2 separate regions of the Mus musculus genome follow, and region 2 is linked to region 1. Evidence: chromatin loops called from intact Hi-C (ENCODE). Cell type or tissue: heart. All regions are shown on one strand. Each heading gives the region's core, and the rest is flanking DNA. Links, peaks and the distances in the headings are about the cores only.

Region 1 (16,473 bases), core at 8,474-16,473:
ATTGTTAATTCTCCGGGCAGCAGTAGAGCCTTCGATGGTGGCTGGGATGCTACCCATCCTGGTGCTTACTGTCATTTGCTCCTCAGAGGTGGCAGGGGTGTGCTGTGGGACCGCTCCCTGGGGAGTGGTAGAGATGTTTCTTTCCCCTTTTCTAAGACTTACCGCAGTGTTCTTTCCCACCAAACTTGAAGAAGTCATGAGGTTTGTTTCTACTTCATGTGTTAAGAAGGTCGGTGTGTTCAGAACCATTCTCTTGAGAGAAGCTGCTGTGGTTTCTCCTGCTGTTCTCTCAAATCTGGTCTCTAACAGCCTATAGGTTGCCATGGTTTCTCTGTCTCTCACAGTTGCTGTGGGGCTGATGGTGTGAGCACCTGCTGGAGATGGGGTATGCGTCCTTCCTTTTTCCCTGGCGTGAGTTGGGCTGGAGTTCTTCCTTTCTCCCCTGGGTTTTGGGATATAGCTTTTTACCCTCTGTCTGCCTGGAGTTGAGATGAAGTGACTTGGTGCTCCACTAGGTGTGGGTGGGATGTTTTCTTTTTGTCTTCTTGTGCCAGCTGTTGTAGGGCTATAACTGTTCTTTAGTGATGCTGGAGGGATCTTGGTTGTTCTGGGTGGATTGGGGGTGTCCTCCATTGCTATGCTAGGTGCTGCTTCATCCATGATCACTGTGTCTTGGGCTGCTAGCATCCCATCCTCCACTTCAGAGCTAGCCTCTGGAGGGTCACTGCCTGCCACTGCCATTTCATTGTTGGGGAGGTCCCTGACGGCCAGTTTAATAGGCTGCTGGGAGGAGACCTTTGTCCACATTGAGGGGGGATTCTGGGGTCTCCTCAGGTGCTGATAAGTAGAGCCAATGATCAACATTCCCAAGAGGAAAAGAAGGCGACTCCAATGAAGCCTCTTTGGTCGGAGTAACCGCCTCTCCTGTGTCCCCATCCTGATCAGTTTCCCCATGATGGCCGGTTAGGTCTGGTTACAGTTGGCCTCTCATCCTGTCCAGGGAGAGGCAGAGGCTGCTCTGGGATTCATGTTAGTAATCAGGAAAGGTTTCTCCATGAAGCCCAGCCTGGGGGTATCCCCAAACCTAGAGGGAAAGAGGAATTATTTGCCTTCTTCTGAGATCTAGGATTCTCTTATCTAGAATGGTAGAGTGATGGGACTCCCAGGAACACAAAGCATCAGTCAGGTCTGAGACCTTGTTCTGAAGAAGCTAACCACGCCTTCCCTCCACTCCAGGGTGCAATGCCTGCTCTCAGGAGACTATTCTGTGGACATGCCAGCAGTCCAAGTTTCTGAGTGAGTCCTGGAGGCTTTGTGGATTCTCCAAGTCTTTCCTGGTTCTCCCTGCAGCCCTCAGGCCCAAGCCAAGGTTGCTGGGAGCTCAGTAATCCATACCTTAGGTCCAGGTCACAAATCTCAGCTTCTCAAAGGCAACAAGGAGCTGGAGAGGCATGTTTTTAAAGTATAGATAGCAAGAGAAAGCAGTGGATGGTGTCTCTGAGGACATTAGCTAAGTGAGACTCTGCCTGCTCATGTGAGCTAGTTTTTGCTGTTGGAAGCTGGGGTTTGTTTTAGACTCTTTTGAAATTCTTGTCCTGTCTCATCCAGAGAGGACACAGGACTTCTTATTGAATGGTATGGGTCGGTAGAAGGAAAATGAGAAATGGAGCCAAAGGCCAGGACTCTCAGCTCTACTGCCTACCAGCTGTGTCGTCCGAGCAGGCTAACCTTACTGCCTCCACCATGGCATGGGTGTTGTTGGTTATGCAAAACCAAACTCTGGAAGGATGTCTGGGGCAGGGAAACTGAGGAGCACTGGTCAGGGAGGCTTCATTTTCACTGTACATTTGACTAGATTGTTTTACCATGTGTATGCTGTAATAATCTAAATGTAAATTTCGAGGCAGGGTTTCAGGTAGCACAGGCTGGCTTTGAACACAGTGTGCAGGCAAGGATGACCTAGAACCTTTCATCCTCCTGCCTTCATCTCCCAAGTGTTGGGATAAGCTCGTGCCACCATGTCGACTTTGTGCAATGTCTGGGAATTGAACCCAGAATTTTGTGTATGCTGGGTGAGCACTGTACCAATTAGACTATATCCCAGCACATTTAAATTTGATTTATTTGTATGAATATTACCCATATAAGTAGTAATGACATTGAGTTACAAGAATTCTGAAAGACTAAACACACATAAAGTCAATGAAAAAGCATTAGACAGACTCAGAGTCACTGGGATTTAGTTTTATAGATGCGGGAGGAAAGACCCTCAAAGAACCCTTGTTTTATAAAGAGCCTTGAGGCCCAGATTTGGCAAATATCCATTAAATCTCCATATCTAAAGATATTATACAACAATTATTTAAAGATGCCTGGCTTTTCATAGGATAGTCATATCTCAGGAACGGGCCGAGTAACACATAGATCTCTCCAGTAACTCCCGGGAGAGGCACGGAGTCCCTGAGAGGAGAACAGGTGTGCTTCCTTTAACTTCACACAGCTCCAAGGGATCCAGACACGAGCCTCCAGCGAGTCTCCCAGGCTTTCTGTAAACCACACTAACTGGGAGCGCCAATGTGCCGGCCTAGAATATCAGAGCAGAATCATCAAAGGAGTGGGAATAAGTGAGCTTCCTCCTTTGCCCTTGGTTACCCTGGCCTCTCCCATCTTCTCCCAGCACCCTGCCCCTGGTGGAATGCAGCCCACGTGCACCTCCTACAGGAATTCTAGAGGGTCTCTCTCCTTCCCCTGCGAGAGGGGAGGAGAGCTGAGCCTGGCTGAACCATCCTGCCTAAACACATCATTTACCTTCAGACCTTGACATCTGGGTCTTCCAAGTTCGGGAAACTTGTCAGAATCCGGGGTCTCGAAGAGTAGGTGTGAAGTGGAACCACAAGGAACACCCCATTCTCCTCCTGCCGGCTCCCTTAGGAATCCTAATTCAAGGGTATGAAGGGCATGTCAGGGGACGCAGATCCAATCCTGCCTAATACCCGCCTCCTCTAAGAAGCTTACGGGGCATTGTACAAGTTCTGGGCCCCATAACAAACCCGAGGGGGTAGACTTTTCACCAGGGACACAGAATAGACCACCTCCACCAGAGTCAGTGGGGGAACTTCTCAAATTTGCAACTAAGCTATAGGAATTGTAGGCCATTTAGGGCTTCCATGCTTAGACGGGAGGAAAGACATAGACAGAAGCAGAAAGCTCTGAGAAACCAAGAGAAAGTACGTGGGGCTTAAGCGATCAAAAGACATCAGCACCAGGCTCCACTAGCTACCGTGGGAGTCTAACCATAAGTGTAAATGTGGAGACAGTAACACCCGTTCCACCTAGATGTAGGGTGAGTATGAAAATCAAGTTGAAACTGAGGGCCCGGGAGGAAAATATTCAGCAAATGTGAAAGCATTTTGGAATGTGTTTTATTAAGCCAAAAGAAAACCCTTAGGGAATCACGCTGGGACATCACAAGATACTGAAGATGCTGGCTCCTGAGCCTCTCGAAGCTCTAGCCTTGTTAGCATTTTGTCTAAGCTCCGCCCCACAGTTACCTGGCAACAGCCAGGTATGCCTGACTCACTATAAAAGGAGCTGCTTGCCCCCTCTGCTCTCTCTTGCTCTTGCCTCCCTGCTCACGCTCTGTCCCCCTCTCCCCCCTCTCCACCCCACGTGCTCATGGCTGGTCTCTACTTATCTATTCATCTTCTCTCTTCCTTTCCCTCTCCCTTTCCCTTCCCCCTCCCTTTCTCCACCTCTACTACCTTCTTAATCCCCCTCCCCATGCCCTGAATAAACTCTATTCTGTTACTAAACCAATGCCGTGTGGCTGGTCCCTACCAAGGCACCCCCTTCCCTCACACCTGACTACGCCTCCACTAAATATATTCCCTCCTCTCTTTATCTTTTTATAAATACATCACTGATCACTGTGGCAGTTTGGGTCCTGTGCCCTGCAGCTATGTCAAGCACTAGACAGAGTCAGATGAATCTGAGACACTGAGAGAACAGGTGTGTGCCTGCTCCTCTAACTCTGTCTAGTGCTTACAAGCTGCCTGCCCCTCCTTTCCTTGTATCCCACATGTACATGAGTGGCTGCTGCTTTAATCTGACATAGCAGGTAATCTCTCCCAGCCTCGAGTCTGCCCCATGTCATCCCGAGTATCCTAGAAAAAGGACAGGTAATTTGCTTCCTCTGCCAAACCCTGCAGGGGCACCATAGCTGGTGGAAGAGCGAGATAGACCTCTGTCCCGCAGTGACACCCGGTTTTGCTTTTATGCTGTCTCCAGCAGAACCAGGTTCATTTTCTTTTCCTTTCTTCAACATTCTGTCTGGCCCCCAGAGACGGAGAAGGGAACAACACAACTGACAATGCGAGTTCTCTTTATTTCTGTTTTAAAGTGTTATTTACGTAGTGCAGAGCATTCAGAGAAGAAGAAAGATCCCTTTCTCTCGTATCCTTAATAATGTTAACCACCTCTTGCTAGTATCTAACCTACATTTTACTTGATAGAAATGACTCTAGTTCCTTTGTCCTTTCCTCATGAAATTGAAGCACCAGTGGAATGTAGGAGAGTTTGCAGTTCGCCTAGGAATGCAAGCATCGTGTGCAGTAGTCCTGAGAGCCCGGACTGACTTCTCTGAGCAGAGATATAAGTAAGTAGCACTCTGGTCTGTAGGAGGAGGGAGATATTGACACTACCGGGTTGACAGGGTTGTCCTGAGAATTAAGCAATTTCTATGTGAGGCGTGTTAACGGTGCCTGGCACTGCAGTTGTGTTGCTTTGCTGATAGGGGCCATACGCTACCAGCTGCTGGGACTGTAGACAGATGTCAGAGAGGGCAGCAGATTCCCCACACAGACATCATGACAACTCTGTGTATTGTGTACTTGTGAGTCTAATCAATGCCTGCCTCTGACTCTCTTACTGACCCAGGAGCTCTAAGAGGACAGGACCTCGACTGGTTTGTCTTTTGCTAAATCCCCAGAGCTCAGAGCAATGCCTGCCGCTCAACATATTGATTTTGAGGCTGAAAAAAAAAAAAGAAAAAAGTATATCCAGCCAGGTGCATGCCTATGATTCCAGAACTAGGGAGGTGAAGGCAGGCAGATCAGGAGTTTGAAGTCAGCTTTGGTTACACAGTGAATTAAAGGCCAACCTGGGTCACATAGTGATAACCTATCTCAAAAAAAAAAAAGTTATCATAGGATGTGGAAGGCTGAGGTGGGGCTTGGAGGCCTGACCTACACAGAGAGAAGAATGATGCTCAAAGACTTTATGGGCTTTCAGTGGGCAAAGAAAGGGCAGGAGGGAAGGGAAGTTCATCCCCCCTTCTCTACGATACATTTTATCCTCTCCTCTGGAACAGGGTGGCAGGACAGACAAGGGCTCTGACCTCACAACAAACTCACTGCAAGCCAGGGCTCCAAGGCTTGGCAGGATAGCACGGGGGCTTCTCCTTGTCCTTTCCTACCCTCTGGATCTGATGTGGAGGGTTTGTGCACAGGGTTATTTACCTATTGCTGAGCCTACCTCGGGAATTGCTACTGTGATTTGAATGAGAGTGGCCCCCATAGGCGCATGTATTTGAATGCTTGGTCCTCAGTTGGTGGAATTGTTTAGGAAGGATTAGAAGGTGTGGCCTTGTCAGAGGATGTGTGCCACTGAGGAAGGGGGTGGAGCTTAAAGGTTTAAAAAGCCAATAACATTTCTAGTCCCCTCCCCACCCCCCTGCCTCTTGCATATGGATCTATGCTCTCAGCTACTGCTCCAGCACCATGCCTGCCTGCTTTCCTGCTGCTACGGTCCCTGCCATGATTGTCATGGACTCTAACCAACCCTCTGGAACTGTAAGCCCCCAATAAGCTCTTTTATAAGTCATGGTGTCTTTGCAGCAATAGAAAAGTAAGACAAATTCCAACTGCATAATCAATTAATTTCCCTGTGGAGAGTGGATACAATTCATCAAGAACTACAATTCAGATGCCTTCAGACCTGGGCAAGAAGAATTCCTTCTACCAGCTGTAGCAGGTATTAGTGGAGATTCCCAGGAATGTGGCTGCCCAGAGAATGAATGGCACACTGAGAGATGCCCCAGTGCCAACCACTCAGAGGTATTAAGAAACTTTTACATGGGGCCCTGTGTAACTGCTAATAAAGTAGTGAGTCTGACCAAGAATGAGTCTCCTAGAGTCTTATATCCTCGGGCTCCTCGCTCATAGGACCAGGAAGGCAAGAGTCCCCTCGGGATTGCTCCACACTACAGTAAGAGGAGCTATGGAAATGTACACACATCAGTCAGGCACTGTAACTGCACAGCCTCCAGCCTGTGGCTTTTTAGTTTTATGTTATTGTGTGTAAGGATTTTAAATGGGGATGGAGAAATGGCTCACCGGTTTAGCGTGAGCACTACTTTCACAGATACCTGAGTTCGTTTGCAAGCAACTATGCTGTAGCTGGTTATCAACTACCTGTAGCCCTAGCTCCATGGGCATCTCCTCTGGCCTTTGTAGCACATACATGTACCCACACCCATAGACATATACACATAATTACACCTACATAAATTTAAATAAGTAAATAAAATGTAAATTTTTTATTATTGCATGTATTAATTTGTGACACAAGAGTGTCACAGTGTATCTGTGGAGGTCAGAGGACAACTTGTGGGAGTCGGCTCTCTCCTTTCACCACAGGGTTCCTAGGATTGGACTCAGGTTTCTGGCCTTAATGACAAGAGCCTTTTTGTTGTTGTTGTTGGGTTTTTTGGTTTTTTTTTTGTTTGTTTGTTTGATTGTTTTTGTTTTGTTTTTGTTTTTTTTTGTTTTTTTTGAGACAGGGTTTCTCTGTATAGCCCTGACTGTCCTGGAACTCACTTTGTAGACCAGGCTGGCCACGAACTCAGAAATCCGCCTGCCTCTGCCTCCCAAGTGCTGGGATTAAAGGCGTGCGCCACCACCGCCCTGCGACAAGAGCCTTTTACCTATCATCTCACTGACCCACAAAAACTAAAGTGTAAAAACACGGTGTGCTGGCTACTTTTATGTCAACTTGACACAAACTAGAATCATGAGGGGGCCCCAACTGAGAAAATGCCTCCGTAAGATCTAGCTGTAGGCAAGCCTGTAGGGCATTTTCTTAATTAGTGATTGATGGGCTTCGGACGTTGCATACACAGGAGGTTGTGAGCTACCTGAGGAGAGTACTGGGAACTGAACCTTAGTCCTCTGGAAGAGCAGCCCGGGCTCTTCTCCCCTGAGCCATCTATCCGGCTCCTTATTTTGCCTTATGTACTTTTAAAGATGCTACTAAGGAGTTGGGCAGTGGTGGTGCATGTTTTTAATCCCAGCGCTTGGGAGGCAGAGGCAGGCAGATTTCTGAGTTCGAGGCCAGCTGGGTCTACAGAGTGAGTTCCAGGACAGCCAGGGCTATACAGAGAAACACTGTCTCGGGGAAGAGAAAAAAAAAAAAAAAAAAGAAAAGAAAAAAGATGCTACTAAGGTTTCACAAGACTGAGTAGCCAGAGTGACTAGGTGAAGAGGAGCCAAGATCATAAGGACCTTTAAGATACTTTTCAAAAAACATAATGTCCTGAAGAAAGAGATTCAGTTCTTTTTCTTACAGAAATGTGGCAATCTCCAATTTTCCTCTGCCCCCACAAAAGGACCCCTTTACTTTCTGCCTGTCTTCTTTCCATATCTAGCGTCACAGGAAACTGGCGGGGCGGGGCTTGTCGGGGCAGGGGCGGGGCTTGTCCGGTGGTGGATAAGGCAAGGTCCTGTTTGCGAAGTAAAGAAGTTCTCTGGAACTGGAAATGTATAAAAGCGTCTCTTTGTTCAGTGAGCCTGTCTGTGGCTTTAGAATAGAGAGCAGCTTTGTCAGTTTCTCAAATGCTCCGAGAAAGACTGAAAGAGGATTGAGAGCAATTAAAGAAAGAGGCCACAGTCTCTTCGTGAAGCACACTGCTGGGGAAAAGAGACACAGAGGCGGAGCCTGGCTTAGAGTCTTCAGAGGCATAGCAATAATTTCCAGGTTTGGGGGCTGGGTGGATGGCTGCGATGTGCTTGTGCACAAACATGAAGACCCAGACTTGGATCCCCATCAGCAATATAAAAATACAATGTGGCAACACAAGTGTGTGACTCCAGAACTGGAGAGATGGGTAAATGTCTTATGGGAGCTCAGTCTTGCCAAGCAGTGAGCTCTAGGCTCAGTGAGTCACACCATCTCAAAAACATTACATGAAGAGAAACTGAGGAAGACATCCCATGTACACTCCACATATGTACATACATCATGCACACCAAGATTTCAATGTTAGATTTCAATGATCCAAAGAAACAAAACATTTAAAAAGTGGAGTGCATGAGATTACTGGATTTTTGAAAGCTAACAGGAGGATAATAAAGGTTTATTGTTAATTATTTTTAATTTGATAGCAGCAGTATAAGTATGATTTTTTTTTTTAACGAAAAAGTTCTTATGTGGGGGGGATTTGGAGGGACGGCTCAGCAGTTACGAGCACTGGCTATTCTTGCAGATGGCAGGTCGTCACCACCTGTAACTCCAGTCCCAGCGGATCTGACACACTCTGCCAGTTTCTGCAGCCTTGTCTCTCCTCTGTAAGATGGAGATGGGATCTCTTGAGCAAACTGCCTGGCTGGTGAACCAAATTGGGAGCTCTGTGCTTGACTGAGAGACTATGCCTCAAAAAGAATAAGGTGGAGAGTGACTGAAGAAGATTCCTGACATCACCCTTGGGCTTCAATTCCACATGCACTCATAAGAACATATATTCATGCATACACAGCACACACACATGTACACATGAAAATGATAAAACAGACACAATTCTTTTTGTTGTTGTTTTTTTTTTTTTTTTTTTTTTTTTTTTTTTTTGCGCTTTGTTTTTTCAAGACACGGTTTCTCTGTATAACCCTGGCTGTCCTGGAATTCACTCTGTAGACCAGGCTGGCCTCGAACTCAGAAATCTACCTGCCTCTACCTCCCAAGTGTTGGGATTAAAGGCTTGCACCACTACTGTTCGGCCAGTCATAATTCTTATATCTAGAGCTATATATCAAAATGTTTCTGGATAAAATGTTAGTTGTCTGGGATCTCCGCCAAAATATTATGCTGGGAAGAAGTAGGCTGTAAATGAAATAAGATTGAAGACTTAACAGTTGACTGGTGATTTGCTCTGCCATTCCTCCATCTTTGTGTGTGTTACTCTGTGGTCTTTTCCTTTTGGGGGGCCTAGGGGAGGGGTCTCACTGTGTATCCCTGGACTCAACATGTAAATTAGGCCATCCTGGAAACCAGAATCTGTGGGTTCTACCTCCCAGGTGCTGGGATTAAAGGTGTGTGCAGCGCCATGCTGGCTTTTTTTTTTTTTTTTTAAGATGGGGTTTCATGTAGACCAGACAGACAGACTGTCTCTGAAGTTAATGAAGTCCATCTGTAGTTGAATTTCTGATCTTCTTGCCTCCACTTCCTGAGTGCTGGGATTGCAGGAGAGTACCACCAAGCCTTATTCATGCAGGGCATGGGACCCCGGACTCTGAGCACACTAAGCAAGCACTCTACCATTGAGCTACATCTCCACCTCCAGAAAATTTCTTGACATTTTTATTTTGTTGTTGTTGGTTTTTTTGTTTTTAAAGAGAAGGTCATATCTCAGATTTCCCTAGATTTCTACTTCGGTGGAAACAGTGTGATGAAGAACTGGTAGGGCAGAAGGGGAGAGGGTGGAACTTGGGCAAGAATTAAGGGTTGTTCAGGAGGCTGGTGAGATGGCTCAGTGGGTAAGAGCATCCGACTGCTCTTCCAAAGGTCCAGAGTTCAAATCCCAACAACCACATGGTGGCTCACAACCATCCGTAATAAGATCTGACTCCCTCTTCTGGTGTGTCTGAAGACAGCTACAGTGTATTTACATATAATAAATAAATAAATAAAAAACAAGAAAACAAGAACCTCTTTTAAAAAAAAAAAGAGTTGGTCAGGGCCAGGCTAGATGCAGCGGGAAGGATGATGAGGGCTAAGGGCCAGCACTGGTGTGTAAGAGCGGGGGAAGAGTGGAAAAGGGAAATGAGCCCATGGCTCCCCCTCTCTTCCTTTCTTTGCACTTTTTCTGTCTTCACTACTTACCCTTCCTGTCTGTAGATGAAACATCTCATCTTGGGGACTTATTCAAAAAGCCATAAAATTCCAGTTCAGCTCACGAGGCACAGGAAAGAAACTACATTTTCAACAAGTGCCTCCCAAAAACTGGGTATCTAGAACTCCCTGTGAACCCCTGAGAGGGGCTCACATTTGTCACTAACCTCCATTTTACAAGCACACTATGGCCAAACCACTCCACCTTTTCAAAGCCTGTGTCACAGCAGTTCACTATTTTAAGTCAGGAAATAAGAGGTGAGATATTACAAAGCGATGTTATTTATTGGTTTCCTTTAAAGTACGTGTGGGAACATGTGGACACGGGATCCTTTGGATGGGAAAGTTAAGGCTTGAAAGCCATCTCCTTTGAATTACTCTGTCTCTTGTCATTGATGTTCTGACTTTATCGTCATTGAACAAACTTCTGATTTGGAGCCAATCATGAGGTCCCCTCTCGATGGTTCTGTCTTTTATCATCAGTTTTAACAAAATGACTTGCTGGGCGTGGTGGCACACGCCTTTAATCCCAGCACTCGGGAGGGAGAGGCAGGCAAATTTCTGAGTTCGAGGCCAGCCTGGTCTACAAAGTGAGTTCCAGGACAGCCAGGACTACACAGAGAAATCCTGTCTCAAAAAACCAAACCAAAAAAGAAAAAAAAAAAAAAAAAGACTTATTCCTTTCTACGTCACCGAAAAGCCAGCTGTTCAGCAGAACGAGGACGACGACAACAAATCTGAACACCTATCAGATCATTAAAAATGAGCAAACTAATTAACTTAAGTTTAGTCTTTAAGGTCATAAACCAGACCATGTATCTAAGCTGGCCTAGAACAGCAATCCATGGCTGAATCATCACCACAATAGAGCAACTAGACAGATAACTCCTCTGTCTGCATAGTCTTGGCCAGATCTCTCCCATTACGGCTAAGTAATCAGGCTATATATTCTTACTTACCTAGAGCCCCATAACTGTTCAAACATAGCAAGGTCTTTTGAAATATTGAAACTAGCCTGGTTGGAGAAAGATGTCCTGCAGCAAACAAAAGCTAAGTCTACAGGCCATGCGGCCTTGATATTGGTTCCCCAGAGTCTAGTGTTGGCTTTCTCTGCCACCTCTAATAGAAAGAGGAAACATTAAAGAACAACAAACACTTTCCCACGGAGCAAGTTGTGGTAAGTCAGTTCTAAGAGTTTCCCTTCCTTATCCCGCTTGCAACCCATAAGCTTAAAGAAAGCCATATGCCTAAGACTTTACAGGGAGCTCTGTGTTCTCACTTGTAATTGCTGTTGTGAAGTATTGGTCTTTGAACCATAACTACCCAGCGTTCTGTTAGCATCCGTTGAGGCCTACTACTAACTGACATTCTCCAGGCCCCTACAGCCCACAGGGTTAGCAAGTCACCTTTTGCCCACCTCACCCTCTCATCCCCGCCCAGGAACTCCCTGAGGCATATGCTATGCTAGGGACACCTGGTGGAGAGAAGCAGGCAGGGACCCTCAAAGCCTTACATGGAATCCTAAAAGCAAAACCTTCAGCACATCTCAGGCACAAAAGCAATAACTGAGTCACGCTTCTGCCGGTCTCAAAGTCAGGGTAGGGAAATAACGTGGTACTAAGATCTCAATGCAACTTAGACTCAGGGCAGCCAGGTGCTTACAGTCTGAGCACTCAGCCGGGGATTACAGTTTTTTAAGAGTAGGAAGAGCATCCTACTGTTCTGTCGGTGTGACTGAGAATTCTGAAGAAGAAAAGCAATGACAGAAATGTTAGACACTGGCCAGGGGTCTACAGGTTAATAAAAAGGCAAAGCAGAGATAAATGGAGGGAGGCACCCAGAATGGGGTAAGACAAAGGGGGAAGGGCCAGAAACCCCCCGCAGGGCTCAGCCTGGGAGGAAATTGGGGCTCCGTGGGCAAGAGACAGAGGAGGAGCACCCCCTAGCGTCCCGGGAGAGCCACAACCCAGCGCCCGTGGGCTGGAAGCCCCGCCCAGCCCACGCTATTCGCTGCCTCCGGGTTCCCTTATGTCGCACGGCCCTTAAGTTCCGGCTATGGCGCGCGGACGGAAGGTTTAAGCGGACGGACAGAGGCTGGAGATGGGCTCCGGGTAAGTCAGGGAATGTGCCTGTTGAGGGCTGTGTTTCGATGGCGGTTGGGGTTACAGGGGAAGGAGTGGAAGGAACAACACAGGGCGGGCGGCGGACCTTCTCTGAGGCCCGCGTAGGGTGGCGGTCTCAGGGGCGCTGGCTCCAGGGCCTGCGACAGGCCTGCCCTCTGTGTGGCCCGGGTCTTGTAAGCAGCAGGATTCCGCGCTTGGGGCCGTGTTTCTTCCTCCCCTGAGAGTCTTCCGTCCCTGGACCCTGAGACTTCCGTCCCCTCTTTCCCCGAGAGTTCCATACAACAAATGTTTTGGGCTCGTTTTAAAGGTAAAGGTCTATTCTTCAGTTGCAGTCTTAAGTGAACTCTGCTGCACTTCAGGCTACCCATTCAGATATTAATCATCTGAGAATTTAGAGGAATTCGTAGGGCAAGCCAGAGCGACAGAAAAGCCGACGTGTATGCACTTAGAAACTGAAGTGGAGCTTTGAGAGATTCCTGAGCGTCAAATTGCTATGAATGGGCTAATGATCCCCTTCAGAGTAGAACTATAAATGTAATTGATGGCTTTTAGAGCAGTCATGTGGCGAGGATGTATCATCAGGAGTAGACTGTCCAGGAGAAAGAAAACCCTTGGTTATCTGAAACATTGTAAAATGGTACCAATTGGAAAGGCTGAGGGCGGTGTGGGGAAATTTGATCAGAGTCAGCCCAAGTGAGAAATACATCGTGTTATCTACTAATGAGAGATCTTTTATTTTTCAGTTTTGTGGCTAAGCCCAGACTGCTTGAGTGAAACAGCCTTCAGGGACGTTCCATTCTTTCGTTTATCCCAGTGCTTACAACCCAAAAACAAAATTGGATTGCCACAAGTCGGCCACGGCTGAGGAAGTGCACTCGGGCCCTGACACAAATGCATCAGTCAGGAGAAAGAGCCAGCTTCTCAGGTGTCTTCAGAGAAGGCCAGACTGACAGCTGCGGTCACCCATTGCAGTGCTAGCAGCAATTTCATGGACTGGAAGTGCTTGTTGGTACTTGATCCAGAAAACTGTTTCTCAATCTCTTAAGAGGTGAGGGCGTGATCATCAGCTTTAAAAACCATAAAGGCTTCCGTGCATAAATGTGACCCACAAGAGCTGGATAAACTGCACCTGAGCAGAAGTGCAGGACTCCCTGGTGGCTCTGCTTAAATAAGAAAGTGTATTTTTGTGTACAGAGTTAAAATTTACAATGTATTTTCCTAATGAATTAATGTATGTTGTATTAGGGGTAGTTCATTGGTTATGTTGAGATTTTGATGAGCACCTGCTGTGTGCCAGATGTAAACCTGAGTAGACATTAGGAAGCAAAGTCTTTTTAAAATTTTATTATTTTTTTATTTTTTTTTTGGTTTTTCGGGACAGGGTTTCTCTGTGTAGCCCTGACTGTCCTGGAACTCACCCTGTAGACCAGGCTGGCCTCGATCTCAGAAATCCGCCTGCCTCTGCCTCCCGAGTGCTGGGATTAAAAGTGTGCGCCACCACTGCCCAATATGAAGCAAACTCTTATTGTGATCCTTGCCCTTAGTGACCTCATTTAATACAGTTCTGAACTCACTTTTCCTAGGCAGCATGGACCTAGGAAAATGCTAGTATGTAGCAAAACAGGGCAGTAATGCTTGGGGGTGGGGGGTGTCGGGGGTGGTGAGGTCATGTCATCTCCCAGAAGAGTGAATATGTTTAACACATTGTTTAATGAGACAGAGAGAGGGATACATATTTAATTTTTCCTTAGGGGCTGGAGTGGTTCCGTGGTTAAGAGCACTTCTGGAGACCCTGAGTTGAGTTCCCAGCACCCACATTAGGCAGCTCACAACCACCTGTCCAACTCTAGGGACTCTAACACCCTCTTCTGGCCTCTGAGGGCACCTGCTCATGTATGGCAGGCGCTCACACAGATACATACACTGAATAAAAAATGAAATTTTCTTTTAATTTTCTTTCCTACTGTCTAACATTTTGGACTGGTAAAGAGAGTCTGAAAAGTAAAACTTTTTTCTCTGGGTTAACTTCATTGGTATTTGATACATGAGCTGTTACAATATGTGAGATGTATCTATGGCCAATATGTGGTTAAAAAAAAGGCTTTTCCTGTTTGATCTGCTCTTACATATAACATTGTTGCCATGAACTAGTATGTGCTGAGTTCCCAACAACCTACTTACAAAGGAATTGCAGACTGTCACACAGTTACAGTTGGACATGTACTGAAGGGCAGTGCCTGTTGTTAAATTAGAGAACACTACATTTTGAATCTGTTGCATCTACCCTAATTCTAGATGATGTATGCAATGTGATTTTTTTTTTCCTATTTTGGTCCTTTGAGACAGGGTTTCATATAGCTCAGACTGGCCTCAAACACCTTACATAGCTAGGAATGACCTTGGGCTGACTCTCCACCTTGCTAGGGCAGAGATTATAGGCATGCACCTCTGTTTTTTGAGACAGAGTCTTACTATATAGCCTTGGCTATCTTAGCGCTCACTATGAAATCCAAACTGGCCTTGAATTCACAAATCTGTGTCTTGGGTACTTGGATTAAAGGCATATGCTACCTTGCCTGGCCTACAATGTGATTTATATGAATTCGCATGCAGCCTGTACACACATACACATACGCATATTGTGAAGTGCTTTTTTTTTTTTTTACTCATTCTTTATATATAATCTGTGTCCTTTATTTATAGCTCTATAAAATGTTATTGACTCTGCAGATGAATAGAGGACCAACAGTCTCAACCCACATGAGCAGATCTGAGTATCTGGGAACTTTATTCTTGAGAAAAGAAGATATGTTTTCTCCATACTGAATCTTATTTCATTTTAAATATGAAACAATATTCATCAAGACACTGGCAAAAAAGTTAGCAGTTGTCAGGTAGTACATACCATATACTGGCTAGGTTGTTCTTCAGTAAATTGTTAAGGAGTTGAAGTAGGAGTTGTGTAAAGTGGAAGCTCCATAGTCAAAGAATTTAATGAATTGAATGTAATGTTCTTGGTTTATGCTGGTTAGTGGGTGTGTCTAGGAGAGGCCCTCATGGTCAACTAGGCTTTGTGTTTTCCTTCTCCTGTAATTCTGTGGTGCTCACCACCACATAGTTCTGGGAAAGTGGTTTAAACTGTGGTTGAGAAAAAAGAAATTGGGGCTGGAGAGATGGCTCAGTGGTTAAGAGCACTGACTGCTCTTCCAGAGGTCCTGAGTTCAAATCCCAGCAACCACATGGTGGCTCACAACATCTGTAATGGGATCTGATGCCCTCTTCTGGTGTGTCTGAAGACAGCTACAGTGTACTCTTATACATAAGGAAAAAACCCTTCCTTCCCAGGATATGTAAACTCTTATTTCTCTTCCACAGCATTTCTCTGGTTGTAGCTGGCTGTGTGCTGAGAGGGAGTGCTAGAATTGTCCATCATGCCCACTGTGGTGGTAATGGATGTGTCCCTGTCCATGACCCGACCTGTGTCTGTCGAGGGCTCTGAGGAATACCAGCGGAAGCACCTGGCTGCCCATGGCCTGACGATGCTATTTGAACACATGGCCACAAATTACAAGCTTGAATTCACAGCGCTGGTGGTGTTTTCGTCACTGTGGGAGCTGATGGTCCCCTTTACGAGAGACTACAACACCCTGCAGGTACGCATAGGAATAAGCTATTGTGGATATTGAAGGAGCTCAAATGGACTGGGAGAAAAACAGTGTTATGATTGCTAAAATCAGTACAATTTTAGAACTTGGAATTGTTTCAAAGAGCGTAGGTATACAATCTATAACAAAACAAGATTCACAAGGTCTTGGCTTTCTTCTGGCAGAGCCATGAGATAAGGATGTTGCTGTATTTTCCTCTCTTGGTCTTCTGCAATCTGAATGCTAAAATCCAGCATCTTTATGTTTAAACTCCACTCCTTTCTGGTTTTTTCAGGACAGGGTCTCTCTGTGTAGTCCTGGCTGTCCTGGAACTCACTCTGTAGACCAGGCTGGCCTCGATCTCAGAAATCTGCCTGCCTCTGCCTCCCCAGTGCTGGGATTAAAGGCGTGTGTAACCACTGCCCGGCAGGAAGCAAAGTTTCCCACACAACTTAGGAAACTGGAAAATAACCCGTCCTTTTTTTTTTTAAATCAATCATTGTTGTAAACATTTTAAATTATGTTTATCCTGACAAATAACTGATTTG
Region 2 (16,489 bases), core at 4,543-12,542, 570 kb before region 1:
CTTTACCTGGTGCAGCTCAGCTTGTTCTGCACACTGAGTTCTTTGCTTTTCTAGCTTTCCCTGGGTATCTATCTGTACTCAGCTTGTTAAAAGCTCAGTTTGGGGCATATTCCTGGTCCCCTTCCATCCTGGGCTAGCTTCGCCAGCCAGAGCTTCTACAAAGAACAGGTGCAGAGGCCACGCTAATCGGTCGGTCAGAAGGAAAAAAAAAAGGGGGGGGGGAGGGAGAAGGGAGTCGCGAGGGGTTAAAAGGAAGAGATACAGAAAAGAGAGAGCGGGGGAAAAACGGTAAAAGAACGATAACGGGTGGATGCAGAGTAGGGAAGTGAGAAGAGAACAGAGGGAATTAAAGAAGGCAACCGGCAGAGAGAAAGCTAGGAAAAAGAGCGAGGGAATGCGCGCGATCGCAGGGTCTGAAAAGAGGTGGGAGGGAGAGGGAGAGCGGAGGGAGGAGGGAAGAGGGAGGGGCCGAGGGACGCAGGGGGGTGGGGGCTGCCGTGGCAGCAGTCGCAGCGGCTCCAGCCTCCTGCTTGCTCACTCGTTCTCAGTGCCCGGAGCCGGCTGCCCGGCTCGGGGCGGTTCGCAGCTCCCTCTCCTGCCTGGGGACCTGAAGCCGCTCCGGCTCCGGGGTATAGGACCGCGCGACTGGCTGGCCCAAGCCCGGGGCGCGCCACGGAAGCAGGTAGATGGTTGGGTGGGGTCCGCGGGGACCCGGAGCCTCGGAGCACTGTGGGTGCATTGGGTCGGGGTGTGGGTTCCAGTTCAGGGGAGGGGGCTTTGCAGCGTCGCGACTAACTTTCCACCAGCTCCGTGGGTCCTCCGTGGCCAGGTCCCGGCTCTAGAAGGCGAGTTTGGCGAGGGGCAGAAGGTGGATGGCTGGGCTTGCGGGAGCGCCCGGGGGTCTATGCGAGACGTAGAGAGCCTCGGCTGGGCCAGGCGCGCGTCCTCTGGCCGCAGTCAGGACGCAGCGGCCGCCGCGTCTCCACGTGCGGGGGAAGACCCGAGAGTCGCGGTGCGGGTGTCCGGAAGAAGGAACCTGCCAGCTCTGCGCGAATCTGGGGTCTCCCGGCCGAGAGCCATTCTAGATGTGCGGGACCTTCGCCCCGCACCGCGTCCTTCCGACCCGGGTCCCGACGCAGAGCTGCGGGGCCGCGCGCAGGTCCCCGCGGAGCCCAAGCCCAGCCGGTGCCACGCGCAACGTGGACTCACTCTCTTTTTTTCCTCCTGATCCTGTCTACCCACTTTCACTGAGGGAATCCCGGACGCCCTGCAGTCCTGCGGGTCGCCCCTGGCTACATACCTCCGACCCTCGGCGGAGACCCCAACACCCAAAGTTAAAAGAGAAGCGAGTCCCTCTTCCTGCGCTCGTGGGCGGCTGTCCCGAACTTCCTAACTTCTCTCCCAAACGCGGGCGGTAGTGTTGTAGCTGGGCACACAGTGGTCCTGGTGGCAGCCCTGCGCAGGCACCTTCCCCTAAGACTTGATTTAGTCTTTTAATTTTTAGGAGGAAAAAAAAAAGACTTGAAAAATAGGTAAAACCGTTCCTTCCCGGGACCAAGGTTGCGAGTGGGACGGAGTCACGATCGGTCTGTAGTCTGGGAGCTCTGGGTCTCCGCCTGGCGGGCCCCAGAGCCCTCGAACCCCAGATGCTTTTTCCTGGAACTGCCTCCCACGCTCCATCCCACTGTCGTCGCGTCTCAGAATCCGTCCCCGTGAGTGCCTGCTGCGAGGCCAGCCGGCCTCTTTCCGGGCTGGTGATGCTCTCGAGAAAAACCGGTCCAAGTGACTGGGATCAGATTCTCCCACGCCTGGTCCCTCCGGGAGCCTATACAGCAGGGCCTCCCGCAGGTTGGAGGATGCTTACCAGGAGGTTAGGGCTCCCCGCCTTCCCAGCTCTCTGTGGCAAGGATACTTGTGCCCAGCGCATCTGCGCCCATCACTGTCCTGGGGGAAACTGGGGTTAATGTCCTGACCAGGTGGTGGCGCGCGGCAGGCTGCCGGGACCGTCCCGAGCCTGCCCCGATAGTGTTTTGGCTCCGGGAGTCCAGTGGCTGGATTCGCCGACCCTCATCTCTTTCCAGCGTTCGGTCTTTGTTGGACTGCAAGCCGAAAAGATCTTTTGTGAGGCTTAGCGGAGGTTTAGAAGTAGCAAAAAAGCTGGAGTTCTTTGCAGAGAGGATCATCTACGGGCCATCGCCCCCTCCCTGAAGGTTGGGTTCAGTGTCCCAGAGCATTGACATTAACGCCCAGCCTAGGATGTGAAGCTTAACCTGTTTCTTTGGCGGCTTTTCCTGCGGTGTGCACCAAGCACCGGGCTCTTGCTGTTGCTCACACATTGTTTAAGCCCCTAGAAAATTGAAGCCTGTAACTGCAGTCCTTCCCTTTCCTCCCATTCTGCAGATCAGCCTACTGAAGCCCAAAGAAGTGAAGGGACTCCCTTAGAGCTGACTAAGGGAAGTCTTCCTGCCTAAGGGCTGGGCACCTTTCCTGATTTCCCCCGTTGATTTCCACTTTCTTAGTGTTAGGCCATTGAATGATGAAAAGGCTGGAGGGCCAGGAGGTTGGAAGGTTAGAGGCAGGACACCGTGGGTAACCAGCATCTCCCAAGAGGAGCCATGTCTACTGTATGCCAAGTTTGTGCTTTGCCTGTCTGCTTTAAGATGCCACGGACCTGCCTCTCCGGTGGCCTGTGGGGCACACGTGGAGGGCACAACAGGGGTTGCTGTGTAGCAGAGTCCGGCAGGCACTCTCAGCTGAAACCATTCCCACAGGATCTAGAGTGAGCCTCACGCACTACTACGGGAAGAGAAAGATTTCCCAAGCCAAGGTTTCACTGCTAACCTCAGGCAGTGAAACGGTGTGGGTCAAGGAGAACTCAAGTTCAGCACTTGGCCTACAGGTCCACAACCTCTGTGGAAGGGGAAGGTTAGCAGTTGTCTCTGAAGGCAGAAGTCAGTGACCCTAGGGCCAGGGAGATGGCTGTGGAAGCTGCGGAAGCTGTTACCCCCCTCTCTCCTGCTTGTTTCCCCCCCCCCCCCCGCAAGCTTCCTAGGTTTCACGGAGGCTTCACGCATTCCTTTGCTTCTGCCAAGCCTCACTTATAGAAAGCAGGTGCTGGCAAATGAGATGGTCCAGCCCAGTAAGGGTGCTTGCGGCCAAGCCTGACAACATGAGTTCAATCCTGGAGACTCACGTGGTGGGAGGAGAGAGCTGATTCCCACAAAATTTGTCCTCCTGCCTTCACATGCTTGCTGTGGCATGCACCCTCTCTCCCTAAACACATACATAAACAGACAAGTGTAGTAGATTCTAGGTGCTTGGGTATTCTAGGCTTTGTATGAACTGGGCCTTTCCCCTCCTAGGGACATCTGGTCAACCCTTAGCTCTGCAGCAACTCCTTGGGCCCAGGGACTCAGCCAAGCATGGTCCCCAGCTTACTATGCCGACACCCCAGGTCCTACCCTCCTATGCTTACAGTCTAGTTTCAAGGACAAGGCACATAAACACATAAAGACCTCTGAAGAACGGTTGGCAATGTAACAAATGACCCCAGCCTCACCTCAAGGAGTGACAAGATCTGAAACAGTTGGCCCTGAAGTTTGGAGTGTCAGCTGGTTTTCAGGGGTGATCCAGGACAGCTGTATTGCTGACGTTATTTGTATGTGGCACTGGAGAGCAGCCTGAAGAGTTTCTGCTGGTCAGAGCATGGCAGGAGGGAGCAGAAGCATGTCGGCAACTGTGATCTTGCTAGGTCTCCATAGAGACTGCTGCCAGGTGACTATGTACCTCTGAAACTCCAGCACCAACAGCTGCCTGGTAAGCTCTAGAGCCCCACTGTACAGACTGATAAGTGGAACCTCGGGTCTGTAGACTGGGACAACTGTGCAGTCTAGGGGACCCAGAATTCAGGTGTCCCTGACGAGTCCCATTCAAGTTAAAGTGCTGATCTCCTGAACTGGGGGATGACTCAGTAAAGTGCTTACTGTGCAAGCAAGAGCACCTGAGTTTGAGTCCCACCCAGAACCCTCATGAAAGGCTGAGTATGGTGATATGCCCTTTGTAATCCCAGTGCTGGAACTCACCAGATAGACAGACTGACAGACAGACAGTTTAGCCTAATGGATGAGTCCCAGGTTCTAATGAGAGACCCAGCCTCAAAAACAAAGTGGACACCTCTTGAGGATGACACCTGAGGTTGGCCCCAGCCCTCTGCCTGCATTCATGCACCCACATGTGCAAATGCACACATACAAACACATAAAATAAATACGCATAACAACTGGAGCCCTTCTGTCTGTCTGGAAGGCTGAAGGCGTCATGTTTCTGCAGGGGGTGGGGGGGGGGAGGGCTTAGAGCAGCCCAGCTCCATGGACTCACCCTCAGTGGCGTGATTCAGTGGGCCTGGGGTGGCCTTGCTAATTGCCCTTTCTTTCCAGCTTTCCACCATGCTGATGCTCTCACTGTGAGAACCACACTTTAGGTGTGGACAACAGAGGAAAGGGACTGATTTTCTTGGAGACTCTACTGGAGTGGCTGGGGGTGGGGGGAGCTGGGACAAGGCTGTGATTTAGCACCAGGGACTCCCAGGACACTCTTATATGCGGTCCCATCCCCCCACTCCCCAGGTGGCCGTTGAATTAAAAGAATATTTTATCTTCATCAGCACACACACAGAGAATATATTGTCATGTAATTAGGGAATAAATAGGTGTCATGTGTTGGCTGCAGACTCTGTGCCCTGTGGCTCTGTGGGGGTTTATTAGAGTGGTGTTATAATTGAGAAGGTGCCATCCACTCCCGGAGCCCCTTATGAAACTTGCATGGCCAGGGTGACCATTGTTCAGAAAGGTGTGTCTTCTTCATCTAAAAGGAAGGCAGTGGATTGGGGAGGCAAAGGCAGAATGCTTGCCAAAGCTTGTTGGAATCTCAGCGCTGAACAACCCGGGTGTGGTGGCACAGGCCTCCAATTTCAGCAAAACAAGGGTGGAGGCAGGAGGATCAGGAGTTCAAGGTCATCTTTCACTAAGCTGCAAGTTCAAGGAGAACCTGAGCTATGTATGTGAAAACCTGTCTCAACGTCAAGGAAGCAAGGGAAGGTGGAAAGAATACAAGAAAGACGGAAGGAAAAGAAGGAAGGGAGGAAGGAAAGACAGGCGAGAGTCCGAAAGATGCTTCTCCTGATACTGAACTAACTGGGCTTTATTTGACAGTTGCCTTGCAAGGTGTTCTTAGGGAACAAAGGAAAAAAAAAAAAAAGAAAGAAAGAAAAAAGAAAGAAAAAAGAAAGAAAGAAAGCAAGAAACTGCCTGTTGGAACAGAACAAGGCTTTGAGGAGTCTGCAGCACATGCTGTTTGTTGACACCTTCTGTCTGTCTGTCTGTCTGTCTGTCTGTCTGTGAGTTGGAGCAGTATCTCAGCAGGAGGGGGAGCCTCTTCCACTCACTGATGGGGCCCATCTACCATGTGTGTTAATTAGGCCCCAAAGAAAAGAATCATAACAGAATTGTTCTCCCTAAATGCTGGTATTTTTCATCTGGATTCTATTTATTGATTATTTTACAGTCGAGAAGGAACAGCAATCCATGTTTATTTCTTTCTTTATTTTTTTTATAACAAATAAAGCTAGCTGCAGTAATTATGCAGCCACAACATGTCGTTCTGGAGCACGAGGCTGGAATTTATTCAGCCCGAGTCAAACATTTGGGTGAGATCTAATTGAGAAAGACGTTTCCAAGAACAAATATTTAGGAATTCGAATTTGTGCTGATGGCCTTTTGGGGCCAGTGTGAGTACCTTGCATGTATCTTGATCCTTGAAGGTGGAGGAAGAGGAAGAAGGACCGACCAGTGGTCAGTTATGGTAAGACCACTGTCAGAATGTGAGGCAGAAACTTGGGATTAGCCAGGCTCAGAAAAGGGAAAAATGATCCTGTTAGAGATGGCGAGGGAGGGGAGACTCAAGATCAAATATAGATCGAATCTTTATTGAACGCCCAACCTTGGGGTAGGCTCAGTGAGGGTGGGGAGTAGGACTAATATATCTCATTTATCATCCGTAACAGCTCAGGTAGCTATAGAGACAAGAGCCCTTGACTGGAGAGGGTGTCAGAACAGCAAGCAACAGAAGACCTGAACTCTCCTAGCAGGAACAATAAGGGACTTGGTATCTCCTATAACAAGAGGTCTAGGCTATTTCCTGCTCCAAGGTTGTTTCTTTCAGTGGCTTGGCTACATCATCGAAGATTCAGATACTTTTCATCCTTTGTTCTCAAGGTCACAAAATGGCTGCAGTGGTTCCAAGTCCTCAAAATCATGTACAGTGGCAGAAAAGACACAGAAGGGAGCCTTTCCCCAGGCTCTGATTAAACTTTGCCTCTTGTCTTCTTGGCTGAACTTGTGAGTTCAGTGCCATGCCTGCCCTAAGCAGAGGCAAGGGGAAGAGATGTTTACAGTTGGTCTAGAACAATCTTGATGGGCTATGGAGTCTCAGAAAGGAACAAAATTGGACAGGATCAAAAGCATCAAGCTACAGAGAGTTTAAGACCCGGGTTTGGGGGCTGGAGAGATGGCTCAGTGGTTAAGAGCACTGACTGCTCTTCCAAAGGTCATGAGTTCAAATCCCAGCAACCGCACGATGGTTTACAACCATCCGTAATGAGATCTGATGCCCTCTTCTGGGGTATCTGAAGACAGCTACAGTGTACTTACATATAATGAATAAATCTTTATAAAAAAAAAGACCCAGGTTTGAGTCCTCTCTACTCTGCTCTTCCAAAGGTCGTGAGTTCAAATCCCAGCAACCTCATGACTCTGGGCAAAGTATTTTAACCTTTTGTGCCTCGGTTACTCATCTATATAATGGGATTAATTAGGAAGATAAATCTGAGTTAGCCCAATGACTACATTTGACCAATACAAGGCAAATGGAGGGTTTGAAGATTTGACTTTTTGAACATCAGGGAATATATAACCAAATTCAGGAGATGTTTGTGGATTCTACCATCGCCATCATAGATATTCAGGAGGCAGAGGCAGAGGTAGAGGAGGCAAGATGGCCAGAAAAGCAACCATAGAGGAAAACCATGCCATCAGAGGGAGGCACAGCAGTCACGACAGGCTTCCTAGAGGTGGTAGTAATCAGGGCACATTCCAAGACCCTGGCGCTGAAGCCAAGGAAGGTTGAAAGCTCTGTCTGCCTGCTTTGCTCTTTTTCAATGGTGGGATACAACAAATCAGGCTAAAATAGGATCTTCCTGTGCAACCACAGAAACTGCCTTGAGACAGGGTTTTATACATCCCAGATTCCCTGTGTAACTGAGGAGGACCTTGACCTTTGAATCCTCCCACCTCCACCTCCTGAGTGCTGGGATTACAGGCATGTATCATCTCATTGGGTTTAAGTGGTTTGGGGACTCAACCCAGGACTTCTTTCATGTTGGGCGAGTGCTCTACCCACTGAGCCACAAACCCAGGATAGTGGTTGATGGTACCTGTGGGGTAGGTATCGCCATTGTGGATCAGAGGCCGCTCCTGTTGCTCCCTCACAATGCTGGACTCCTGGCTTCAGTGCTAGCTGGTTCTCAGTATTGACCTCTTAGGCCATGTCTCAGCATTATATCATCATCATCACCACCACCACCACCACCATCATCATCCTTCTCTTCACTGTGGGGGTTTGGGGTGTGCATTTTTGACATGGAGACTCAGGTAGCCCAGGCTGGCCTCAGATTCACTGGTGGATGAGGATGACCTTGAACTGTCAGTTCTCCAGTTACATCCTCCTGAGTGCTGGGATTCCAGGAGTATATGTGACCTGGCTTAGGTAATATTAGCAATATTTGATGCCTAGCAACCATCATGACTTTTGATGGCATCCATTTCTCAGATGTCTCCATATTCTCAGTGCTTGGACCAACTTAGAGCCTTTTGCTAACCCCATGACTCCTATGCTCTCTTCCCAATGTCTAAGCACAACCTCTATCTTTACTGTTTTCCTCGGACATAGCTCCCTGGCCTGAGAAAACTCCGGTGGCATTCTGGGTGATGACACCCAGCCTCCTGCTCTGTCATCTTGCCGTGCAGAGACTAGTGTGCTCTCTAGAACAGTCTGAGGGACTTTGTTAAGGAGACGGAGTGGATGTCAGTGCAGAAGTGGCTGTGGGTTCAGAATCCACACTGTGAGCCCATTGTGTAGCTCTGGGGCCACTGTCAAGCAGCTGGGGGGATTTTCTATCTTTTTTTTTTCCTTTGAGATCTTTCCAAAGCATGAACCTTTCATTCATGAAATGAGGCATAAGCTCCCCACGTAGATATTTGGGCTTTTCACAGTCTGCCTTCATCTTATCTTTTTCTCCCCTGCTAAGCCTCTTCCCTCCTCCCCTGCTAAGCCTCTTCTCTCTTCTCACCTCACCTGTTCCCCTCTCCTCCCTCCCCTGCTAGGTCTCTACCCACCTCACCTCTGGGCTTCTCCTCACCTTACCCCTAGGCCTCTTTGCCATGGCAGTAAGTCCTGCCCTTCTCTGGGTTTTCTGAAGTAGCCCTCCCTTTAAGGCTTGCTTCAATCTGTATCCTCATTAGAGCTTCCCTAAGTGCTGGTGCCCACGGTGATCTCCAAGTATTGACCTCCCCTTCCCTGAACTGTAGCAATTACTGCTCACACCATGAATTCCATGTTTAATAGGACACCGCTAGTGTCGTTATTCAGCATTATTTCAGGGTGCTCCTCATCTCTCCCAGTTGGATCCTAAACCCATTGAGATCCTCGATGAGATAGGCTGGGCCCTTATTTGTGGCTAGCACTGCGGCCATTAGGTGGTGGTGGTGGTAGTAGTGGTGGTTGAACCAGGGCCTTGTGCATACAATACAGGACAGTTCAATGGATATTTGTTAATTTCTTGAGACAGGGTCTAACACTGCACAGACTGGCCTTGAACTAGCTGTGTAGCCACAGATGACCTTGAACTCTTGATCTTCCTGAGTGCTGGGATTACAGGCATGCATCACCAGGCCTGCTCTCAGCGGGTGTTTATTGAATTCATAAACCAGAGAAATAGATTATTTCCCTGAAAAAAAAAAGCCTGTTTTTTTTTTCACTCAACCTCAATTGAAGGGACTAATTTTAATGAATGCTTCCCGTATGTGGAACATTACTTTAGGCAGTTGACAGTTACCTTGTAACTGTCTTGCAAGGGTTCAGGGAGCAGAGGTGGCCAGCAGGGGGCGCTGGGGGCAGCACAGGGCTGGCCTTCATCTATTTATACTTAAGTATCTTGTGGACATTCTTGCCATTCCTGGTCTGCTGGTTTCTGGTCTCACACTGCTTTGTTGCTTTTGCAAATCCCCAGAACTTTGAACAACTTACTTCAGACTGCCAGCTTTCCGCTGAACACTTTATTTGACAAAGAAAAGGGGGTGAGGCCAGTGGACCAGGAGAAGACTGAATAAAGGTTCTCAGAGTCGCTGATGGCTTCAGATGACAGTGGGCAGGGTGGGAGCTCCTCTGAGGTACCAGGCACGTAAGGTGTTTAGCAGAGGAGGGAGTGGGCTAGAACCTCCTTAGGGCACCACAGCTTAGTAAGAACTTGTATTGCATGTAGGCTCTAAACCTGGGCTTCCTCCTTAAACAAGGTTTAACACTCAACACCTAGTCCCCAGGCACGTGCAAACATGAGAACACATTTGAATAAAAGAAGCAGGGTCTTGGAAAGTTCAAGTGACAGGCCCCAACTGGATGCCTATCTCAAATGGTGACCTTCTAGGGCCTTCTGAGGGAAGGGCTTCATGGGATGCCTTCCACAGACTGCTTTGGAGTTGGTTTGGCGGATCCTATCTCTAGGATCTATTTTCCTGCCCCAGCAACCTGCCCTTCCCCTGCCTGACCCGTCTGCTTTATCACCAGAGCTTAAAATAAATACAATAAATATAAACACCCCCAAACTTTTTCTTTCCTGCAGAGGATGAGCAATAATCTACATATGCAAATAAATGGCATGCCAGCCCCATGAATATTAATTTGGAAAGGGAGTCTGAGGCTCTGAACTACACTCAGAGCCAGCAAGCTGGCATTTTGCAGCCCCTCGGGTGCACGCTGATAATCAGGCCTCGTGTTTTAAGGCTGCCCCTTCCATTCTGGGCTCTCTTCTCACCTAAAGCAGTTACAGGGCAGATGGAAAGGGTCCTGGGTAGCCGAGCTTGGGGCTCGGGGTGGTGGGTGAGCTTCACTCTGGGTCTTTTTCTGAGCTTGTCTTGCTCCTTTGACTGGAGACCAGGCCTCAGCTGCCCTTCCACTCAGGCATGAGCAGTGAGTCACCAGGGACAGGTCACCGTTCCGGGGGACATCATGGGGTGAATGTCAGGAAGTTGGCTTGTTCTGCCTTTCATAGGTAACTAGGGACACAGAGACCTGGAGGGGTGGTGACTTCTCAGACTGACTCCATGCTTTGTGCAGGAAGCAAGAAAGCTTATTCATTCTTTTCTCTGAAAAGCACATTTCTTTTTGTGTGTGGTGGAGTGAGTGGGCTGGGTGGCATTTCAAGTTTGTATACTTTTGGGGAGAGAGTCATTCTCTTCTGTGAACAGTCACCCAGGGACAGGTGGCTTCTAAAAACCCTGTCTTGTATCCCATTTGGAAATCATTCCTCTCCTCCCTCAGACTTCCATCCTCTCCTCCCTCAGACTTCCAAATTAGATTAGCCACAGAGCAGAATTAATGAGCACTCTCAGCCGAGAGACGATGCAGGATGGGGAAAAAGGCCCAAGTGCCTCCAAGGACCAGGTGGGGTGAAAGCCCGCTGGCCAGGCTGCCAGGCAAGGGACTGCAAGGTGTCCCCAATCCCTTTAGGACTGGGAAAGTTCCGGGGCAGCTGGACAGAGAGAAATGCTATAGCATGTGACATCATTGAAAATGGGGGTAAGGGTGGGGGCTTGAGCTGAGGCTACATATGGACCAGTAGGAAAGTGCTGGCCTAGCATGCATGAAGCTCTAGATTCAATCTCTAGACATGCATAATACCAGGGGTTGTGGGCATACCTGTAATCTCAGCACATGGGAAGTAGAAGAAGAAGGATTGGGCTTACAAGTGAGTTGGAAGCTAGCCTGGGCTACATGGGACCCTGTCTCAACAACAACAACAACAACAACCACCACCACCAACCAACCAACCAGCCAAAAAACCCCCAAAAATCCCATAAAAACTACAGTATCTTAGGTTGGGCATACTGATAACCTTCTGTCATCACAGCACCCAGAAGGCTGAGGCAGGAGGATCTCAAGTTCTCAAGTTTGAGGTCAGCCTTGGAAAGTCTTTATCTCTCAAAAAAGAAATCTGTCTTGGGCTGTGGTGAGCTTCAGCGTAGAGGGCACATACCAAGCCTGGGCTCTCCATCACTGCAGAAATAGTTAATCCTTTCTCTTGCTCTTTGCTGTTGCTTGTGAGGTATCAGGTCTTCTTCATCTTTGCTTTTTTTTTTTTTTTTTTTTTTTTTGAGACAGGGTCCTATGGAGCCCAGAGTGGCTTTAGACTCCCGTGGAGACTGGCCTTGATGCCCCGGCCTTCCTGCATGCACCTCCCAAGTGTCAGGTTATAGGCATACAATAGCATGCCTGGCTCCGCTCCCCTTTGGAGGCTCCTCCTTTTCCTTGTCCGTGAATATTAAATAAGCAGTCTTACTTCTTATGGCTCCTTTATGGGTTCAAGTTCCTATGCCATATTGGTCAAGCAGGTATTTTAGTCACTTGGATCTTTCTTTCCAGACAGACCTGCTGTCTGCCCTGTGTCTGTGTATGTGGGTCTTTGTGGGTGTTGATGCCTCTTGGTGTGTTGTGTGTTCTACGAATATGTACCTCTTATCTGTTTCCGAGCAGTGTCATAAAAAGGGGTGTGTCTTCGTGGTGTGACTTTTGGTCTGTTTTTTGTCTGCGCCTCTGAGTGTCAGCACCCTCGTGTCTGCATACATTTCTGCACACACTGAAGGCCCAGTATGGACAGATCTTGCCAGGGCTGGGTAGCCTAGTGCACAGAGCACCCTGGGGCCTACAACTTCTCTAAGGTCTTCAGGATGTCCCCTGCTCTTCCTCCCATCTCTAGACAAGCCTCAGAGTCCCCAGGACACTTGTTAATTGCCCTCTGTCTCTTCTCTCTGCCTCCCTCTAGAGGCGTCCTGGGCTTGGGAGAGCTGCTACTGTGGCAGCTAGGATAGCCCTAAGTCATTTGCATTTGTGTTTGCATCTCATTTGCATGGTCCATACAGACTCACTTTCAGCTCTGCAGTTCTCAAGGTAAAAATGTAGTGCTTTTCCTGAAGGTCATTATAATAAGCCTTTTTAGCCTTTTTTTCCTTTTTTTTTTTTTTTTTTTTTTTCTGGTTCAGACTTTCTTCACGGAATTCAGGGAAAGAAGGCAGCAGAAAACACCCAGAAACCATTGCTTTACTCTCAGCTCTTCCAGCTGTCAGGTAAAATCCCTGGGTCTGTAGGTGGAGGTCCTGGGCTTTGGGAGAACAGATAGTCTCTGAAGGCAGGTCTGGGCAGGGGCCCCCTGCTCCTCTAGTTCCTGGGCTTAGATCTGCAGAAGGGAACAGCAGGGGATCTTTCCCGCTGCCATAGGCCTGAGCTAGCCTGGAACACAGAGAGGATGAAGTGTGTCTTTTCCTTTCCTTTAAAATCCCTAACACATAATTGGCCATCTTAGGTCACAAGCGGCATCCCAAAGGCTTCCTCAGGAAGGCAACACCTGACCAGCATATTCTCCACAGCCCAGCGCCAGGCGCTGTGTTCCCCTGTGAATGTGGATTGCAGTCCTGGCTCTGCCTCTCATTAACGCTGTGTGTGTTCATGTATGTGTGTGTTCACATGCTTGAGTATTGTTCTTAATCACTGCTATACCTTTTCTGTCTGTCTGTCTGTCTGTCTGTCTGTCTGTCTGTCTATCTATCTATCTATCTATCTATCTTTGAGACGGGGTCTCTCACTGAACCTGGAGCTCACAGTGAGCCCTGGGGATCTACCTGTCCTTGCCTCCCAGTACTGGAGTTACAAGGGTGAGCTGCTCTGCCTGGCTTTCTATGTGGATTCTGGAGAATCTCAACTCACATTCTCATGCTTGTGCAGGAAGAGACTGAACCAGGTCTCAGTGAGAGACTCTGTCTCAAGAGCAAGCTAGACAGGGGTTGAGGATAATACCTGAGGCTAACCTCTGTCCTCCATACTCACACGTATACACATGAACATAGGTGCACGCGCGCACGCGCACACACACACACACACACACACACACACACACACGCACACATGCACACGCGCTCACATGCACGCACATGGTGCTTTACTGGGGACAGGGCTGCTATCTCAGATCAAAGAGAGGGAGAGGAAAAGGAATTCAGGATAAGGATACAAACCAGCAAAGGCAGACAGGCCCATCTCGGGAGGACCGAGAATGCCCTGATGTGCAAGTGGCACTTCATGATTCCATAGCCGTGTGTTCGAGAAGGGGAGGGACTTATCTACTGTCCCTTTGGCTCATATACTATGATGGAACCTTGGCTGATATTGCCAGGACCACTGAGGCTCTGTCTCCTTCCCCTGGTGTGTGCTGGCTCTGGGTGCAAAGGGCATTTGACAAGCCATGGGTCTAGAGAAGAAACCTGCTCTGGGGCACTGTTGTTCTTGAGTTTGATGGAGGCTGTACCAAAGCTGGCTTACCAGGGGATGCTGGGATGGGGGCAGTGTTAGCTGAGACTGTGGCCTTCATGCAGATAGTGGCTGATGACCCGAGAGGCAGGTGGAACTCAGCAAATCCAGCCACACAACTCCAGGGTCTCATTTGCACCCCACCAGTCAATGGATACACTCATTCTTGGGGATAGGTGCTGGAGCTGGGCTCTGCTTGTAGGCGGGGTCACCAGCATCTCTTGATCAGGTGAGGGGTATCTGGAAAGCACTCATTCTCTGGTCTGCATGATTTAGTTTGCAAAGAGTCAGATGGGAGCCATTTCGACCAGTCCTGGCTTTATTCCTAGCTCAGCTGGGGGATGGGGGACTAGAAAGGCTCCGGGCTTGCTGTTGCCAGGGGATCCTCAGTCACTGCAGAGTGAGCTGGCACCCCACGACATTCACATGTCAGTCAGAGGGAAGGCTGTTTTCCCTGGTGAGCTCTGTCACGCAGGCTACTGAGTCAGAGACCAGGGTGTCTAGATTTGAATCCAGCTCTGCGTGCAAAAGCTGGGTCACCTTGGATGAGTGATTCAACAGAATTCCATCCACGGAGTCATTTCTGAGTGCCTGCTGGGGCTGTTGGTGGTGAAGCAGTATGACAACACACGGGGCACAGACACCGCCCTGGTCCCTGTGGGTGTGTTAGAGTATAAATAAGTTAGCAGATGACAAGGTGGCAAGTGAGACCGGGGGCAGAGAGAGCGAGAAGGAGTGGTGGGCTGGAGAGGGACTGCAGTTATAAATGAGGAGGCAAGGGAAGGTTTCCACAGAAGCACCTTCCGAACATTGATGTCTTAGGAATGTTGCTCCGTGCCTCAGTCTCCTCATTTGTACATGGGTTTGTTTGCTTATTTCTTTGTGTGTGTACGCATGCATGTTGTGAGTATGCACGAGAAGGTAAGACGTGGGCATTGAGGGTCTTCCTCAATCACGCCCCACCTTATCTTTTGAGGCAGGATCTTTCAATGAACTGAAACTCACCAGTTGGCTAGACCGACTGTCCAGCAGGCTCTGGGGAGCCTCTGGTCTCCGCCTCACCAATGCCGGCATTGCAGACGCACTTCCCCACTTTTTTTTTTTTAACCTGGCTGCTGAGATCTGAACTCAGGTCTTCATGCTTACACAGTCATCCTTTTACCCACTGAGCCATCTTCCCTGCCCTTGTCTGGGGTTTATGGTATCACTCGGCATACAGGGTTGTTGGAGGGTAAAGCCAGTTAATCGATACATCGGGTGTGCATCCGGCCTGGCACAGGGCAAATACTATCATTATTGTCAGAGCTTCTCAGGTGGAAGCCTATCTCTCCTGCCTCTGGGAGGTACCAGCATGGGCTCCAGACTGCAGGATTTTGGCAGCCTTCATCTCCCCAGGAGTGGGAGCGGCTCTGCTCCAGGCTTCCCCAGCTTCTCATTAAAGGGGGACCTACAGCTTTCAGTTAAAGAAGCAACATTCACATCTTCTTTTTACTCAAACCTCTGACTCCCAGAGGGAATTGTGACTGAGCTGTTGGCAGAATCCAGGCTCAGGAAGTGGCTCCTGCTTTGTCTGTGGAGCTCCTGCAGATGCAGAGGGCTCAGGCCTGGGCTGGGGGGCTGCCCACCCAGGAAACCAGGTTCCCAGCAGCGGGCATGAGGCCATGCTTGCTTCCTGCTCTTGGCCAGGTGACTACTGTCTCTCATTCGCAGGCACTGAGAATCCCTTCAGCGATTCAGATGCCATAATTTACCACGGGTGAGATTTTTGTAGCTGTAATTTACTGCGTCTGCAAAGCTAGGGGACCCAAATCCCGGTAGCCCACAGTATAGATATTGCATCTAATCAATCCTCTATTACCATGCAAACACATCCTATAGGCTACTGATGTCTTTCCCTTTCAAACACTTAATGTATAATTAATGACACTTTGAATGCCAAAGAAGACATCAGCCTCAAAGCTCCTACTATGATTTATACCCACCCAGACAGGAGAGTGGCTTATCAGTCCCCTCATCGTTCCGCAGTGGGTCCCCTCCCACCGTCACAGTGGGAAGCCATGGAGGAGAAAGAGAGGGCAGGCAGCCTGCCCTCCAGAAAGCACAGTGCCCAAGTGAGTGGTGGCCATCCGAAACATTTTTTTTTTTAATATTTTAGGGTGAGGTCTGATGTAGCCTAGGATGGACTTGAACTCACCGTGTAGCTGGGGATGTCCTTGTACTTCTGATCTTTCTATCTCTACCTCCTGAGTATTGGGATTATAGGTGTGCACCACCAGACCTGACTTATAAGGTACAGGATATTAAACCCAAGGCATTGAGCATACTAGGGTACTCTACCAACTGAGCTACATCCCCAGACCTTTGTAGTTAGCTTCTTGATGGCTCTCCCCACCCAACCCCCTCACACTGCCTGAGAGCTACTCTTCTAAGCTACTTGCCGTGCTGATGAAGACACAGGCTTTCCCAAGTCCCTGATCCTCCCTGCAGGCAGGTGGCCCTGGAAGGAGTGCCTGGTGTTTCCCACCCCGTGGGATAGCAGCGTAGACACTGCTCTGAATAACTGCCTGAGAATTCAAAATCATGCGCAGGTTAGGTACCGAAACCATGCCTTCTTCTTTGGCAGTGAATGGGGAGCGAGCAGTGGCTCAGTTGGTAGAGGGAGTGCTGCTGGCCCAGCAGGCACACAGCCATAGGTTCCACCCCAGCACTGAATAAATGTCATGATGACCCAAGCCTAAGCACTGGGGAGGTAGAAGCAGGATGAGTAGAAGTTCAAGGCTACCCTTAGTTATTTATGGAGTTA

Evidence for each region. A loop is a pair of places that touch in the nucleus more often than their neighbours do. Peaks named below come from ENCODE experiments on the same cell type or tissue, not always from the same donor. Only the 100,000 strongest peaks of a DNase experiment are listed, where the experiment ranks them.
Region 2: it touches region 1 in a loop (4-fold over the local background); 2 of 42 quality-filtered maps call a loop at or near these places.

The regions. Positions count from the first base shown.
Region 1 is chr9:64,948,670-64,965,142 of GRCm38, forward strand. Ints14 (integrator complex subunit 14) reads left to right here and starts at 12,163. Exons shown (of 13, transcript NM_001077631.2): 1 at 12,163-12,269; 2 at 13,025-13,329; 3 at 15,657-15,934. The coding sequence starts at 15,713. Slc24a1 (solute carrier family 24 (sodium/potassium/calcium exchanger), member 1) reads right to left here and starts at 2,951. Exons shown (of 10, transcript NM_144813.2): 1 at 2,809-2,951; 2 at 1-1,084. The coding sequence starts at 954. In heart, for the core only: CTCF peaks have their summits at 11,901 and 12,113; a DNase peak (open chromatin) is centred at 12,222; H3K4me3 peaks cover 2,023 bases; H3K27ac peaks cover 1,657 bases.
Region 2 is chr9:64,385,147-64,401,635 of GRCm38, forward strand. It overlaps Megf11 (multiple EGF-like-domains 11), which reads left to right and starts at 480. Exons shown (of 25, transcript NM_001134399.1): 1 at 480-682. In heart, for the core only: CTCF peaks have their summits at 9,202 (motif pointing right) and 12,153 (motif pointing left); no DNase peak of the experiment used is centred there; H3K27me3 peaks cover 2,272 bases.